2 separate regions of the Homo sapiens genome follow, and region 1 is linked to region 2. Evidence: read pairs that join two places in POLR2A ChIA-PET (ENCODE). Cell type or tissue: MCF 10A. All regions are shown on one strand.

Region 1 (8,000 bases), 720 kb before region 2:
TACCCAGGCTGGCCTTGAACTTTTGGGCTCAAACGATTCTCGTGCATTGACCTCCCTAAGTGTTGGGATTACAGGCATGAGCCACTGTGCCCAGCCTAGCAGTGTTTAAGATAAAGTCTCAGCCTTCTGAGTAGCTAGGACTACAGTGGCACACCAACATGCCCAGCTAATTTTAAAAGTTTTTTTGGTAGAGACCGGATATTGCTATGTTGCCCAGGCTGGTCTCAAGCAATCCTTCTGCCTCGGCCTCCCAAAGCACTAGGATTATAGGCGTGACGTGCTATGCCTGGCTACACTTTCAAAGTAAAAATTCTGACTGTCAGAGCTGACTTATACACTTATTATATATAAGTAACACATAAAAGTAGATATAAATTCCTTATGCAACAGCTCTTATACAATTATAAAACATGTAACAATTTTAAACAAATATGACTGAAATGCACAAATATAATGTGATGTATGATGCAATGTATGAAGCTCAATTTTTACTCACGAGACTACAGTAACAATGGTTCAATTCTTCTGAGATCAGCATTCCTATATTTACTATCACCACCATATGCAACAGTGACTCAGGTCTCCGATCAGCTGTCCAACTGCTAAGCTATCCAACTGCTAAGGCACCTGATTATGCACTAGGATGTCTTCTGACAAGTACGGCACGGAAGCACTATTTAAACTTAAGGTCTGCCTTTGCTCTCTTTTTCATTAGCCTACCTGGTGCCAATATAATTGTAAATACAAATGCAAACATGTCAAGGTGGCTGGCCAGATAAGCTAGAAAATCCTTATTAATTTACTTAGTAAGGTTTTTTTTTTTTTGGTGGGGGGGAACCCACAAATTTTTTTTTTTTTTTTTGAGATAGAGCCTTGCTCGGTCGCCCAAGCTGGAGTGCAGCAGCGCGACCTTGGCTCACGGCAACCCCTGCCTCCTGGGTTCAGGTGATTCTTGTGCCTCTGCCTCCTAAGCAGCTGGGACTACAGGCGAGCGCCAAGCCTGGCTAATTTTTTGTATTTTTAGTAGAGACGGGGTTTCACCATGTTGGCCACGTTGGTCTCAAACTCCTGGCCTCAAGTGATCTGCCTATCTCGGCCTCCCAAAGTGCTGGGGTTACAGGCGTGAGCCACCGCACCTGGCCACAAAATTAAAGAAACATTTTAAAGACAACTAAAGACCTCCTTCTCTGAGGAATCCCTCAGATCTTGTTTAAATGAAAACAAAAACAAAACAAAACAAACAAACCACACTAAAACACTTTATTATAAAAGCAAAAATTTGCAAACTTAAGTGACCAAAACAAAAATGAAAGATTATAGAAGATTATATATATACTTGGTTGGAAAGTAAGATACAAGAGAATCAATCTAACTGTTCCGAAGAAACTTTACTTCCTAGTATCAAATGATCGCCTTGTATTACTGAGTTTCTCAGTGACATCTCAGCTGTGCAGTGGCTCACACCTGTAATCCCAGCACTTTGGGAGGCCAAGGCAGGCAGATCACGAGGTCAGGAGTTTGAGACCAGCCTGGCCAATATGGTGAAACACCGTCTCTATTAAAAATACAAAAATTAGCCAGGCGTGGTGGCGCACACCTATAGTCCCAGCTACCTGGGAGGTGGAGGCAGAAGAATTGCTTGAATCCAGGAGGCGGAGGTTGCAGTGAGCTGAGATCGCGCCACTGCACTCCAGCCTGGGCAACAGAGCAAGACTCCGTCTCAAAAAAAAAAAAAGTAACATCTCGATAAAGAAATTTTGAACTTTTGCTCTAAAATTGTTTTCTTTTAAAAGCATTGCTCACATCGGAAAATCTTCATCTTGCCATTCTTCTTTAAGTTCCACACCTTCCATCCTCAGCCTGGATTCAATGTCAACTACAAACTCTTGATAATCCAGGGAGCCAATGTCCTATGAAGAGAGAAAAATGTATAACTTAATTTCCACTTTACTTTTTATCCACTGAAAAGGCGTAATAATCTTATATATTAGTTCATACTTGATGTTTAGTACAATGGTCTGGTCATGAAATTCATTTACAGGGTTGCAATTTTTTTTTTTTTTTAAAGAAAAGAGAATACTCAGACTACATATATTCTGGGAAAGTTAAATACTGTTTATAGTAAGGATACTGTTCAGTGAAAATACTTGTTTTCAGTTGCATGTATAGTATCTCAGGTTATGATTGAAAATATATTTCATACTATGGATTATATTAAAAAATTTGAAGTGGGGTAAGAAATAAAAATGTTCTTTATTACAGACTCATAATTAAATTTTCTGTCCCTTGGATAGAGGTTGATTCTAGACCGTAAATAATAGTAAATCAATAATATTTAAACTCATGATTCAGCAGAGTCAGGTGGTGTGCTGTCTTTCATATTTCCTTCTCAATAGTTTGATGCCACAATTCCTGAGCCACTTAAAGAAGTCTATTCAATAACTTGTCCCGTAAATGAATTATGCAATCTTTTGATTTGTTTCATATCTATACTATGCCCTTCTCATATAGCTCGGCATATGTTTTCAAACACTGAACTTGGTGAATGCCCTTTTATGCAACTACGTATTTTAACATATGCCATGAACTTTAGTTTTAGTTTTTCCAAGGAATCACGTGAGTCCAATATCCTCATTTTAAAAGTAAGAAATCTAGAGATACTCCCTCTGGTGATGGAGTAAGAAATAGAAGTTGAGGTAAGGTAAAGATCAACTGGTTAACAATGCAACAAAACAGTGAAAACTATAGAAGGAAAGAGGTATACACGAGTATTTAGTTCATTTACATTCAAGTCAATAGATGTCTAAAGTTATTCAACAAACAGCAGTAACATATTTCTGTTCTTTTCTTTTCTTTTTGCAGTAACATATTTAAGAGATACGGAGCATCACTAGCAGTACTAAAAATAAAGTTAAAAGTCGTTGACACTAGGCCGGGCGCGGTGGCTCACGCCTGTAATCCTAGCACTTTGGGAGGCCGAGGTGGGCGGATCACTTGAGGTCAGGAGTTCAAAACCAGCCTGGCCAACACGGTGAAACCCAGTCTCTACTAAAAATACAAAAACATTAGCCGGATGTGGTGGCAGGCGCCTGTAATCCCAGCTACTTGGGAGGCTGAGGCAGGAGAATCGCTTGAACCTGGGAGGTGGAGGTTGCAGCGAGCCGAGGTCACACCATTGCACTCCAGTCTGGGTGACAGAGCAAAACCAGTAGCAGAGGAAAGAGGGTGAAATGCAGAAAATGACTAATGCTTTTCATAGTAAGTCCGTCTATACCATTTGATTTTTAAAACAATACTATCTGTGACTTTAAAAGATATTTATTAAATAAAATCAATTATGTCAGCCATTCACATCAACCAGTCTTCTAAAAGAAAAATGTGGTCATGTCCTATAGCTATCTTATCTGCTACGTCAACATTCAAAAGATGCACAAAGTTACAAAGAAAAAAGCCTTATGTTCCGTAATGACAAAATTACAATGGAAATATCCTGAAGTGTTAGATTTCACAAGGTAAACTAAATTTGTATCTCTGCCAAGGCTGGAAGACTCTCTTCCCAGTTTGAATTTTTACTTACCCTCAAGAGAAGGTTTTAAACATTCCCAAAAGGTTTCAATGTTTGATGATACACTTGTTACCACAGAAAAAAAATGGTAGATGCTGACTTTTCCACACCAACTTATTTGCTTGAAAAAGTCATTTACATATAGGAGTAAGGTTTTTAATTCTCTGGGAAAACAATGATCTAGGCAGTTTTTATAAGTTAATGAAAAACATTTAAAATAATCTTTACTTATTTAGCACTTTCTCTGTTGGGAGGGAAAAATAAACAAAAAGAGGGACACCTACCTTACCAAACAATCCCCTCTGTTTAGAACAGAAATAGTAGAAAGGAGCCCACAATTACAATCAACAAGCCCAAATGGTGAAAATACTTACTACTCTAGAATTACAATGCTCAAGTGAGACCAAAGCATGCTATGACTAAAGGCTGAAAACTGGTAAGTCTTTTCTAGATGTTTAATTTACTGTATTTCCCAATGTTTAACTTTTCTTAAGTCTTTGGTACTCACTCTAAAGCGAATGATGTATTTTCCTAAATTCAATAATCAGAAAAGCTTTCTATTATCTTGTCGTACCTTTTTATTGTGTGTTGAAAAACACACCAGGATGTTGTCTGGGTGTCTTTTTCAAATATCTCAAATACTCAGAAAAATATTTAGCATTTCAAAAATAAAAGCAGAAACTGAAAGTTGTACCCAATATATTCCCAACACCTACCATGGTGCCTAGCACATAACAGGCCTATAAAAATTAAGTAAATAATACTTACCTGTAGGGTATGGACACTGGTCAGCAAACCTTTGCTCAATCTCTTAGGCTTATTTTGCTTATTAAACTACATGAATAGGATTTGTCATGTGTTACCCCATAAAAATGTAACAAAAATATTCTGTGGGAAACTACACACCAGCAATATTAATTTCTATTTGTAAAATTGTTCCTCACTGGTAAGAGGAAAGGTTTATCTTGGGAAATTCTAGAAGACAATCCATTCCTTTCAGCTGCTTAACCAATGGAACAAGTTTGTCTCTGTGAAAACAGCTCCTTGAGGCCGGACGTGGTGGCTCACACCTGTAATCCCAGCACTTTGGGAGGCTGAGGTGGGCGGATCACCTGAGGTCAGGAGTTTGAGACCAGCCTGACCAAGATGGTGATACCCCGTTTCCACAAAAAATACAAAAAATCAGCCAGGCGTGGTGGCGCCTGCCTGTAATCCCAGCTACTATGGAGGCTAAGGCAGGAGAATCGCTGGAACCCCAGAGGTGAAGGTTGCAGTGAGCTGAGATTGCACCACTGCACTACAGCCTGGGTGACAAAGGGAGACTCTGTCTCAAAAAACAAAACAAAACAAACAACAACAAAAACTAAATAGCTCCTCGAAACACAGGCAGCCCAAGTCTTTCAGCTATCTCAGCCTATTTATTCCATTTTTACCTTAATATCATATTGAATCATGTGTTAATACCTCAGCACATAGACATGGATATTTAGTTTGAGGATAATCAATTATCTAGTTAAACAGAACTTGGGGAGAGAGATATAGATAGATTTACTCTACCATTTCATCATGAATTTTAGGGGAAAAGTACACTAGGTAGATCAAAACAATTTAAACAATTGAGGGAGTACTGTTTCTTGGAAGCACTTTATCATCAAACAGCTGTTAAGAACAGGAAACAAACAAGAAAGGAGTTAATATAACCACAACCTCTTCGAAGAAAATCAGGATACTGCTGACTCACAAGTTAACTGTTGTTGCTTCCCATTTCTTGTTCATGTATTTTTTTTTGGAAATTAGAATGGGAAATAACACTTTAAGATGATATTTGTTAAAATAACCTGTTGGCACAGGAATAACTTGATTTCTCAATAGATTGACTCTTGGTAGTGGTGGCACATCCTTATGCCACTTACTTGTTGCAGTCATAAAGATAAATTCAAAACAGTTGTTGACCTTAGGTTAAAAATCAAAGAGATAATTGATTCCTTCTGACATAGCTTCAAGGGGGAGGAGTACTGGTAAATCCAACCAGGATGAAGCAGCTTTCCCCAGGCAGTTTAGCAACATAAGCAAAAATTAAATGTTAAGATCACATTTAGGCCAGGCTCAGTGGCTCACTCCTGTAATCCTAACACCTTTGGAGGACAAGGTGGGAAGATGGTTTAAGCCCAGAAGTTCAAGCCTAGCTTGGGCAACACAGTGAGATCTGTCTCTACAATTTTTTTTAAGATCGCATTAGAACTGTTTAGATTATAACACAATTTTACACAGTGATTTTACTATATGCAGTTTAATACTGGTGCTGCAATAGGTGCCAGTAATGACCGTTTATGCGGAAATCAATTACAGTAGGCAGATGGAAACGCCCGGGCAAGCCTTTCACTTCCCCATTTAAACAAAAAGGTTTCATTCTAAACATTTATGTTCACTTTTTAACCAACAGCCTGTATGTTTAGGAGATCACCAAACATGCTTGAAAAAATCCTAGACATGTGCTTGTCATTGCTCCCATGAGGGTAGTTTTCAAACAATGAAATGAACTGCTCTATCAGAAATGTTAACACAAGCCGGGCATGGTGGCTCACACCTGTAATCCCAACACTTTGGGAGGCTGAGGCGGACGGATCACCTGACGTCAGGAGTTCAAGACCAGCCTGGCCAACATGGTGAAACCCCATCTCTACCAAAAATACAAAAATTAGCCAGGAGTGGTGGCACTGGCCTGTAATCCAAGCGATCAGGGAGGCTGAGGCAGGAGAATCGCTTGAACCTGGGAGGCAGAGGTTGCAGTGAGCCGAGATTGCGCCATTGCATTCCAGCCTGGGTGACAGAGCGAGACTGCATCTCAAAAAAGCTAAATAAAATAAAATAAATGTTAACACAAAATTTAGAGGAAAAACTAGAATGGTGCTGAGTTCTCTCGAAATTGTGAAAATAAATCAAAAGATGACTGTGCCACCTACAAAAGTTACATTTATTGTCACTATGCGGAACACACTTGAAAATGCTGAGATCTTTAAAAAGATAATCTACTAACTGATGTCTCAGTTTGTTGTAGTTAGAAATATTAGTTGCAATATAAAACTATAATCGTGGAATATTACTATCACCACATTATACTAGTATTCTGCTTTATAGGATGTAAACTTACTTCATAGGATGTAACATGACATCTTTTCATCCTTTTTTTTTTTTTTTTTGAGACGGAGTCTCACTCTGTCGCCCAGGCTGGAGTGCAGTGCTGCAATCTCGGCTCGCTACAACCTCCACCTCCCAGGTTCAAGTGATTCTTGTGCCTCAGTCTCCCGAGTAGCTGGGATTGCAGGCACGAGCGACCATGCCTGGCTAATTTTTGTATTTTTAGTAGAGATGGGGTTTCATAACGTTGGCCAGGTTTGTCTCATCTCATTGCTTTATCATTTTTTGCTCCTGACCTCAGGTGATCCGCCCACCTTGGCCACCCAAAGTAACAAGACATCTTTCAATCTATCAGCCCGGTAACTTACTAGATCTGGTTACATATACTTTCTCTGACACCTTCCTCCCTATTGTTCCTTCTACCAGCATTACTCCAGATAGAATGAACAGAACTTTTCCAGAGTGCTTTTCACATTTACTAACCACTTTTACATCCATCATCTCATGTTCCAACCAGCAACTTTGGGATGCATGACACTTGTGTTATCATCATTTTATCTTATATATGAGGCAATGACACTACATCCTGGTCCCCATATCTAGTCCGGAACTGTTTCTAATACAGCACACCGTCTCCAGTGCACTGGCAATTTTATACAGAAGAAGCCTGTAATGCCTGATTTGGCCGCACTTAGCTTCAAAGGGCTTGTAATGCCTGAAGACCATAATAGCACTGACTTATGATAATCTAGTTCAAGTTCCGTTTGCAGAAGTGGATCTGTCATACTTCCGGTCTAAGCCCAGCAGTATTAGGCTGCACTAGAGAATATGAAGACTAGGAATAGAGTTTAGAGAAAATGTAAACCAAAAAGAACTAAGAATATGTGCAAAATGATCAAGAAACTAGTCTGCAGGGGTAACTTAATTGGGTAAGGTCAGTTGTAACTTTGAGGAAACATCCATTTACAAATTACAGAATTTGTTTCTACAATTGCAGAGATTCCTATAAAATGTTAGAAAAACTACATTTAATTGAAAATACGAAATCAGGTATTAGGTGAAATAGAGATCCTAATCAAGAGAAGGTGAGAATGAAAAAAGCAACACTAAAATGCAATCACATAGTTTATTCAATTAAATAAATAGGAGGCACCGTAACTATCTTGATGCAACACCGGAAAAGCTGTTTCGTCAAAGAGCTCACAAGACACAGACAAGTAACTCTCCAGCGGCATGAAATGCATCCAGAAATCCAAACCATTTTGCCAGGTATTTAAACAGAAAGGGTTGTGTCTAG
Region 2 (8,000 bases):
ACGATATGATGTATAAAACATTATGAAAACTGATTTGGCTACAGATGCCCACTCTGTCAAGATCATTCCTATATTAACCCACTGGAATATTGGGATGCTTCCTGAGGTGTAAGCATCTTATTCTTAACTCAGCACATTTTACTGCATTTATACATTGGCATGTCAGAGAATGAATATTTCAAACCCTATCAGCCTATTGTTTCTTCCAACAGCATTTTTCCATCTAATTTTGTAGAAAATACAAATATTTAGCTGCTAAGTGTCTGTTATCAATAGAAAAAAAACCCTAATTCTGCAATACAATACGTATTTCTTAGCCATAGAGCCTATTCAAAATAGGACAGTATTTTTCATGAAATAAAATATTTTGAGTGAACATGAAAACACACAAAAACATAGCTGCATTTTGAATGTTTTTATCTTCATTAAGTGTCTATTGAAAGTATTTTGGGTGTTTTGAATTTTTTTTAACTTTGAATTAGTCTTCAAAGTTAAAAAATGGAATTAGTCTTCAAAGTTAAAAAATTCAAAACACCCAAAATACATTCAGTAGACCCTTAATAAAGATAAAAGCATTCAAAATGCAGCTATGTTTTTGTGTGTTTTCATATTCACTCAAAATATTTTATTTCATGAAAAATACTGTCCTAACTGCTTGGGAGACTGAGGCAGGAGAATCGCTTGAACCCGGGAGGCGGAGGTTGCGGTGAGCCGAGATTGCGCCACTGCACTCCAGCCTGGGCAACAAGAGCGAAAAACTCCGTCTCAAAAAAAAAAAAAAGTCTCCTTTTTTTCCAGCCCCGGCCCCAGACGCTACAGCCGCCGAAATGTTGATGCCTAAGAAGAACCGGATTGCCATTTATGAACTCCTTTTTAAGGAGGGAGCCATGGTGGCCAAGAAGGATGTCTACACGCCTAAGCAGCCAGAGTTGGCAGACAAGAATGTGCCCAACCTTCATGTCATGAAGGCCATGCAGTCTCTCAAGTCCCGAGGCTACATGAAGGAACAGTTTGCCTGGAGACATTTCTACTGGTACCTTACCAATGAGGGTATCCACCATCTCCGTGATTACCTTCATCTGCCCCCGGAGATTGTGCCTGCCACCCTATGCCACAGCCGTCCAGAGACTGGCAGGCCTCGGCCTAAAGGTCTGGAGGGTGAGTGACCTGCAAGACTCACAAGAGGGGAAGCCAACAGGGATACCTACAGATGGAATGCTGTGCTCCCTGGTGCTGACAAGAAAGCCGATGCTGGGAGTGGGTCAGCAACCGAATTCCAGTTTAGAGGCAGATTTGGTCGTGGACATGGTCAGCCATCTCAGTAAAATTGGAGAGGATTATTTTGCATTGAATAAACTTACAGCCAAAAAAAAAAAAGTCAAACAGAATAATATGACTAAATTGATTCTATTTATGTTAATATTTATGTGTATTCACACATTTATGTGTATATTCATATATGTCTGCATAAGTAGGTTCATGTAAGCACATATGTAAATATATGGAAGTATGTACACCAAAGTGATATTGGTCAGCTTTGGGAAAAGTATTTGTTCAGGAGAGTGTTCACCTTTACTACATATGCTTGTTTGCATTGTTTGATTTTTGTTAACAGTTAATAGAGACACCTTCTATAGTTTTAAAAAGAGTTGAAAAAAAAAAGACATATAGCCAGCGAAAAGAAGGGCTGTCTTCTTACACTTAAGATTATGACAGGTCATGCCAGGCTTTGGGGAAAACTTGAATCTTTTTGATGGTATTTTTCATGTATATTTAAGAAAACAATAATTTAAAAATCTATAAATAGAGGAAAAGATGGACATCATAGCACTCTCTGCTGACAAAGAAAACACTCAATATTGTAACATCTCATGTGATTTTGTTTCTTCTAGTTATAATCTATGAGAATACAACTTAGGCAGAGCCAATGCTTATATATTTCATACAATGCATGAAGAAAAAAAGCTTGCTAAGCAAATTAATATAATAAATAAGATAACTCGTGGCATGAAGTTTATGGGAAGGGTAGAGCACATTTCTTTGTTCATATAAGCTTTGTATTGTTTGTATTACATCTTTTATCTCTTGGTACTATGACTGTTTATGTTTCAGGTTGCACCATCAAACTAGGAGCTCCTTGTTCATCTTTGTAACCCCAGCGTGGGGCTCATAACATGCTCTCCATGTTGAGAGACCTGACGTTGTTGGAGTGGACTCTATTACTGGATACTCTGATATTCATCATAGAACTCAGGAGGCTTGGGCTCCGGTCCTAGCTCCTATATAAACTGGGTGTACTTGTACATGTCACTTAAGCTCTCTGGTCCTGTTCCTCACCTGGAAAATAAGGGTCTTTGACTAAAAAATTATCAAATTCTGTTTTAGCTCAAAAACTTGATCCTTAATATGCAAATGTAATAATTTAAGCACATTAATCATATACATGCACATCTATATTGCCAAACACAGACAAGATTTATCTGTTCACTGAAAAGGCCCAATAGGATTTCTAAATGGAAGTACTTTGAATAATAAAATTAAACCTTTTTACAAGTAGATCAATAGATCATTTTTACCAAATATGATTGGCCTTCTTTCTCTGAATTCCTTTTTTGTTCAAATTAGGAGGGGTATCCCTGTGTAATTGAATACATGCATATAAAGTTGTTGCTTTCATTCAGACTCTTTGGATTGTGGGGCCCCAGCATGTATTTAGCTCCTAGATTATTTAAACATATAGCTGCAATTGAGAAATATCACTTTAAAGTAAAATAAAGCTGTGTCGAATATCATTAAGATAATTATAACAGGCAACTGTTAAATGTCCATATGTTGCAAAGGAACTTAGGTTTCTAATAAAGTGAACCTGTGATAACATACTTAGGTGACTAAATATGGGTATATACACTAAGGACACACTTAAAGCTATCACTAGCAATAGAGTGCAAATATTCCTCCCCACTCTTCAGGGAGTGTTGGCAAGCAGCAAGCAGAATGGAACCCAGTTTTGTAACCCAAGAGGCCAGAGCTGGTATATGGTTGCTTTGGGAGAACATGAGAAGTTGGAGTACAGCTAAGCTAGATACCAAGGGAGAAGCCAAGGGCACTCTGATCTGTTAAAAAGTCTGAAATACAAGAGCAGAATTTAAACAGAGGGGGAAGCCAAGTTCTATGGCTGGAAGAACACAAATGCAAGTAGGAGGGAAGCAAGGAGGGAGGGGACAGGCTGCAGCTGGGGCTGGGGTGGCATCCATTGCCTCTGTGACCATGATGCTGGGAGATTGGGTGAGGTTGGAATGAATCGCTGGCATGCATACTAAATCATCTCTGCCATTTCTTCAAACAATGCAAAAAAGAGAAGAATAGGAAGGAGAAGGAGGAGGAAAGGAAGAAGACAGTGGAAGAGAACATTGTGAGGGAGGATACCGTGACATTGTGATACAGAGAGCAGTGAAGGGAGAGGTTTATACTCCTGACTACAGCATAATGACATTTTTTCACATCTAAATTTTAGTTTTTACTTTCTGAGCCAGTTAATATAAAAATACATACATAAATAAATTTTAGTTTCTTAGCATCTGGAGAACAGAATATTTTGGCCCAGATCATCTGTAAATTCCTTGCTAGCTCTTACATTTGTAAGACCCTGCTAAAACAGTCTCAAATTCTGTAAGACTCAGTTAAAACAATCACTGAGAGATTCATAAACCAACTTTATTACTCAGGTAGTAGAATTTTAGTTCAACTACTTAACATTTTGGCATCTGGTTTTCCTGGGGTTTTTGGTAAGAAGGCCTGATTGCTTTCTAATAGGGTGGGGTCTCAGAATTGTGTTAGAAGCAAAAGGCAAACAGATGGGTAAGCTGCTCTAATCAGCTCAAGCTGGAAAAACAAACAAACAAAAAAACCAAAAAAACCTCTTTTCTCTTAAAATGAGAGGTTGGTCTTCCCCAAATTCCAATGCTCCACTCCCTGATTTGGAGATGAATCAGATGACTTCACTGGTCTTCCCCTTCTCTGATTTCTATGATTCATCAGCTAAAGCAACTAGGGAGGGGGAAGAAGAACCCTTCCAGTATTCAGGTTATATTGCAGCTTAAAAGGAAGGAATCTAAGGAAAAACTGTTAGAATTGTAAAATAATGAAGAAACAAACTTATAATACTCCTAACTAAGACATATTTTTAAAGAGGACTCCCTATTCTGGTAATTATCAATTACATGGACTTGGCTGTTTATCAATTGTTTTATAAATATTTTTCTATGAAATCAGTAAAAAAGAAAAAAGAACGCATCGTAGAGATAAAAACCTTGTTTCAGGCTGGACGTGGTGGCTCACGCCTGCAATCCCAACACTTTGGAAGGCCAAGGTGGGAGAATTGCTTGAGGCCAGGAGTTTGAGCCCAGCCTGGGCAAAAAGGCAAGATCCCATTGTTACAAAAAAAAAAAAAATTAGTTGGGTATGGCAGTGCACATCTGTAGTCCCAGCTACTCAGGAGGCTGAAGCAGGAGGATAGCTTGAGCCTATGAGTTTGAGGCTGCGGTGAACTATGATTCCCACCACTGCACTCCCCCATGGATGACAGAGTAAGATCCTGTCTCTAAGAAGAAAAAAAAAAAAAGATAAAAAGAAATCTAATTGGTTTTGACCATCTGAAAAAGCTGCCAGTATCTACCTGATTATAATAATCAAGGAACCCCCAAGAGTCATTCAATTTAACAAACATTGAGTATCCACTAAATGCCAAGCCAGGCAGGGCTACACAGCACATATAATAGGAAGAAACATCAAACTCCACCTTAAGGACTAGTGGAAGTTAATATGTAATGATAATTTGACAAATGCATCAGATATGAAATCTAAGTGCCAGGAGAATACAATAAGAGAATGACTAATTCTGTCAAGGAACAGTTCACCATTAGAGAAAGGAAGTAAGCCATTCCATCTTGGCCAATGCATTAAAGTTGCTCATAGTTAGTTGAAGCCATTGCACAACCATGAAAGAGGAAATGTAACATAAACCAATGTATTCTCTATCAGCAGGAAGTGGCAATGTAGAGAGGTGTGACTGTTTATTTTTAAACAAACCATCCAGTATAAAAACAGGTGAAGAGAATTAGTCATTAGAGAAGGTAGGTATTTGATTAATGCCACCATTGTGAAGATAGTTTTGGAAACCCTCTGCTTAAGTATTTCCCTCAAAGCTGAAGGCAAATTCTGGTCACTTGAGAGGAGTTTTGAGGAAGAGCTAGCAGTCATTCTGGACCAGGGCTGGTGATTAAGAGGGGAAAACATAGTAGCAGAAGAGGATACTGATTTGATCAGGCCCTCATTTGATAACACTGTTCAGTGAACTCAGCAAGATTTATTTTCTGGTTGTAAAAAATATTTAATCATTCTGATATGAGGGCTGAAGTGGATATCTATCAGTCCAATCAAGATTTTGGACTTCCTGAAATACTCAATATTCAAAATCATGTGATATTATTTAAAAGTAATAATTTGGTGAGGGTAAAAATGTTCAAAAATGTAGTGAACTGAAATGGAATATTCAATGATAACATGAATAATGTACTTATACAGCAAAAAAGAGTTTAAAAATCCAGTATTCCCACAAGCAAGGGAATAGCTAAGTGTGATGTGGTTTCCAATGAATGACATCAGCCCTATGTAAGTCTCCACAGGAACAGGCTAACATCTGCCATCCCCTTTCTCTTCCAAAACCTGTGGTATTCTTGTGGGCATTCTGGATAACTGGAACAAGCTGAAACATGAACCCAGACAACAAAAGAGTTAAGAAGGTACAGACAGGCCGGGCGCGGTGGCTCACGCCTGTAATCCCAGCACTTTGGGAGGCCGAGGCGGGTGGATCACAAGGTCAAGAGATCGAGACCATCCTGACCAACATGGTGAAACCCCATCTCTATTAAAAGTATAAAAATTAGCTGGGAGTGGTGGCGGGGGCTGTAGTCCCAGCTACTAGGGGGGCTGAGGCAGGAGAATAGCTTGAACCCGGGAGGCGGAGGTTGCAGTGAGCTGAGATCACGCCATTGCACTCCAGCCTGGGCAACAGAGCAAGACGCCGTCTCAAAAAAAAAAAAAAAAAAAAAAAAGGAAGGTACAGAGTTAGTGGATGCAGGGTTGGACCTGAGACATCTGCATCTGCCACTCACCCAAGCCAGTCCTCAAAGATGTTGACCCCTCTCCTAGGGCTGCAGCTACTCTTCCTTCATAAACAGAAATCATATCTTGGAATAGTCAACATTGCTTCTGTTAGTCTACTAATAAATTATGTATATTATAAAATTATCTGCCCTGTTTTGTTAAAAAAAACATGAAGCCCTTATACCCTTAATATCTAATTAAAAAGGAATGGCAGAGAGGTAGGGGAGAATGGCCTGGGACCCACATGGGCTGACAGTACAGGTCTCCATATTACCATTTTGTTTTAACTGTTTTTTTTTTTTTTTTGGTGTTTTTCGTGTTTTTTGAGATGGAGTCTCACTCCGTTGCCCAGGTTGGAGTGCAGTGGCGTGATCTCAGCTCACTGTAACCTCTGCCTCCCGGGTTCAAACAATTCTCCTGCCTCAGCCTTCCAAGTTGCTGGGATTACAAGTGCCCGCCACCATGGCTGGCTAATTTTTGTATTTTGAGTAGAGATGAGGTTTCACCATGTTGGCTATGGCTGGTCTCAAACTCCTAACCTTAAGTGATCCACCCGCCTTGGCCTCCCAAGGTGTTGGGATAACAGGCGTGAGCCACTGCGCTGGGTTTGTTTTAACGTTTAAGCCCAATTTTCTCTTTCAAGGCTGCAGCATCTTTTTTTTTTTTTTTTTTTTAAGACAGAGTTTCGCTCTTGTTGCCCAGGCTGGAGTACAATGGCATGATCTCAGCTCACCACAACCTCAGCTTCCTGGATTCATTCAAGCGATTCTCCTGCCTCAGCCTCCTAAGTAGCCCACCACCACGCCCAGCTAATTTTGTATTTTTAGTAGAGATGGGGTTTCTCCATGTTGGTCAAGCTGGTCTCGAACTCCCAACCTCAGGTGATCTGCCCAACTCAGCCTCCCAAAGTGCTGGGATTACAGGTGTAAGCCACCGAGCCTGGCCTTTTTTTTTTTTTTTTTTTTTTTTTTTGAGACAGAGTCACACTCTGTTGCCCAGGCTGGAGTGCAGTGGCGCCATCTCAGCTCACTGCAACCTCTGTCTCCCGGGTTCAAGCAATTCTCCTGCCTCAGCCTCCTGAGTAGCTGGGATTACAGGCACGTGCCACCATGCCCAGCTAATTTTTTGTATTTTTTGTAGAGATGGGGTTTCACCATCTCTACAGGCTGGTCTCGAGCTCCTGGCCTTAAGTGATCTGCCCACCTTGGCCTCCCAAAGTGCTGGGATTACAGGCGTGAGCCACCAACCCCAGCCCAACATCTTTTTTTTTTTAATTTTAATTTTTATTAGAGATGGGGGGTCTCACTATGTTGCCTAAACTGGTCTCGAACTTCTGGGCTCAAATGATCCTTCATGAATAATTAAAAATTTGTTTTTGTAAAGCCAGGGTCTCCCTGTTGCTCAGGCTGGTCTTGAACTTTTGCTCAAGTGATCCTCCTGCCTCAGTCTCCCAACATGTTGGGGTTATAGGCATGAGCCACTCCTGGCCAGAGCCACTGTACCTGGTTCGACTTTAAAAAGGTTAGGAGAAAGACCAGCTAGACAAAAAGTAGCATTTAAAGAGTTATCCGGCCAGGCGTGGTGGTTCATGCCTGTAATCCCAGCACTTTGGGAGGGCTAGGCGGGTGGATCACAAGGTCAGGAGATCGAGACCATCCTGGCTAACACAGTGAAACCCTGTCTCTACCAAAAAAAATACAAAGAAATTAGCTGGTCATGGTGGCGGGTGCCTGTAGTCCCAGCTACTAGGGAGGCTGAGGCAGGAGAATGGCGTGAACCTGGGAGGCGGTGCTTGCAGTGAGCCGAGATCACGCCAGTGCGCTCCAGCCTGGGTG

Evidence for each region. ChIA-PET counts read pairs that join two places held together with the same protein. Peaks named below come from ENCODE experiments on the same cell type or tissue, not always from the same donor. Only the 100,000 strongest peaks of a DNase experiment are listed, where the experiment ranks them.
Region 1: POLR2A ChIA-PET joins it to region 2 with 5 read pairs; 11 of 35 experiments call an interaction of 5 or more read pairs at or near these places.

The regions. Positions count from the first base shown.
Region 1 is chr15:59,680,605-59,688,604 of GRCh38, forward strand. BNIP2 (BCL2 interacting protein 2) reads right to left here. Exons shown (of 10, transcript NM_004330.4): 2 at 1,804-1,910. The coding sequence starts at 1,853. Among named protein-coding and RNA genes, the nearest start is that of BNIP2, 4.7 kb to the right of the region's middle. In MCF 10A, no CTCF peak of the experiment used is centred here; a DNase peak (open chromatin) is centred at 7,917.
Region 2 is chr15:60,403,636-60,411,635 of GRCh38, forward strand. It overlaps the pseudogene RPS10P22. Among named protein-coding and RNA genes, the nearest start is that of ANXA2, 9.6 kb to the left of the region's middle. RefSeq lists an enhancer at 3,403-4,602. In MCF 10A, no CTCF peak of the experiment used is centred here; DNase peaks (open chromatin) are centred at 4,006, 4,976 and 5,736.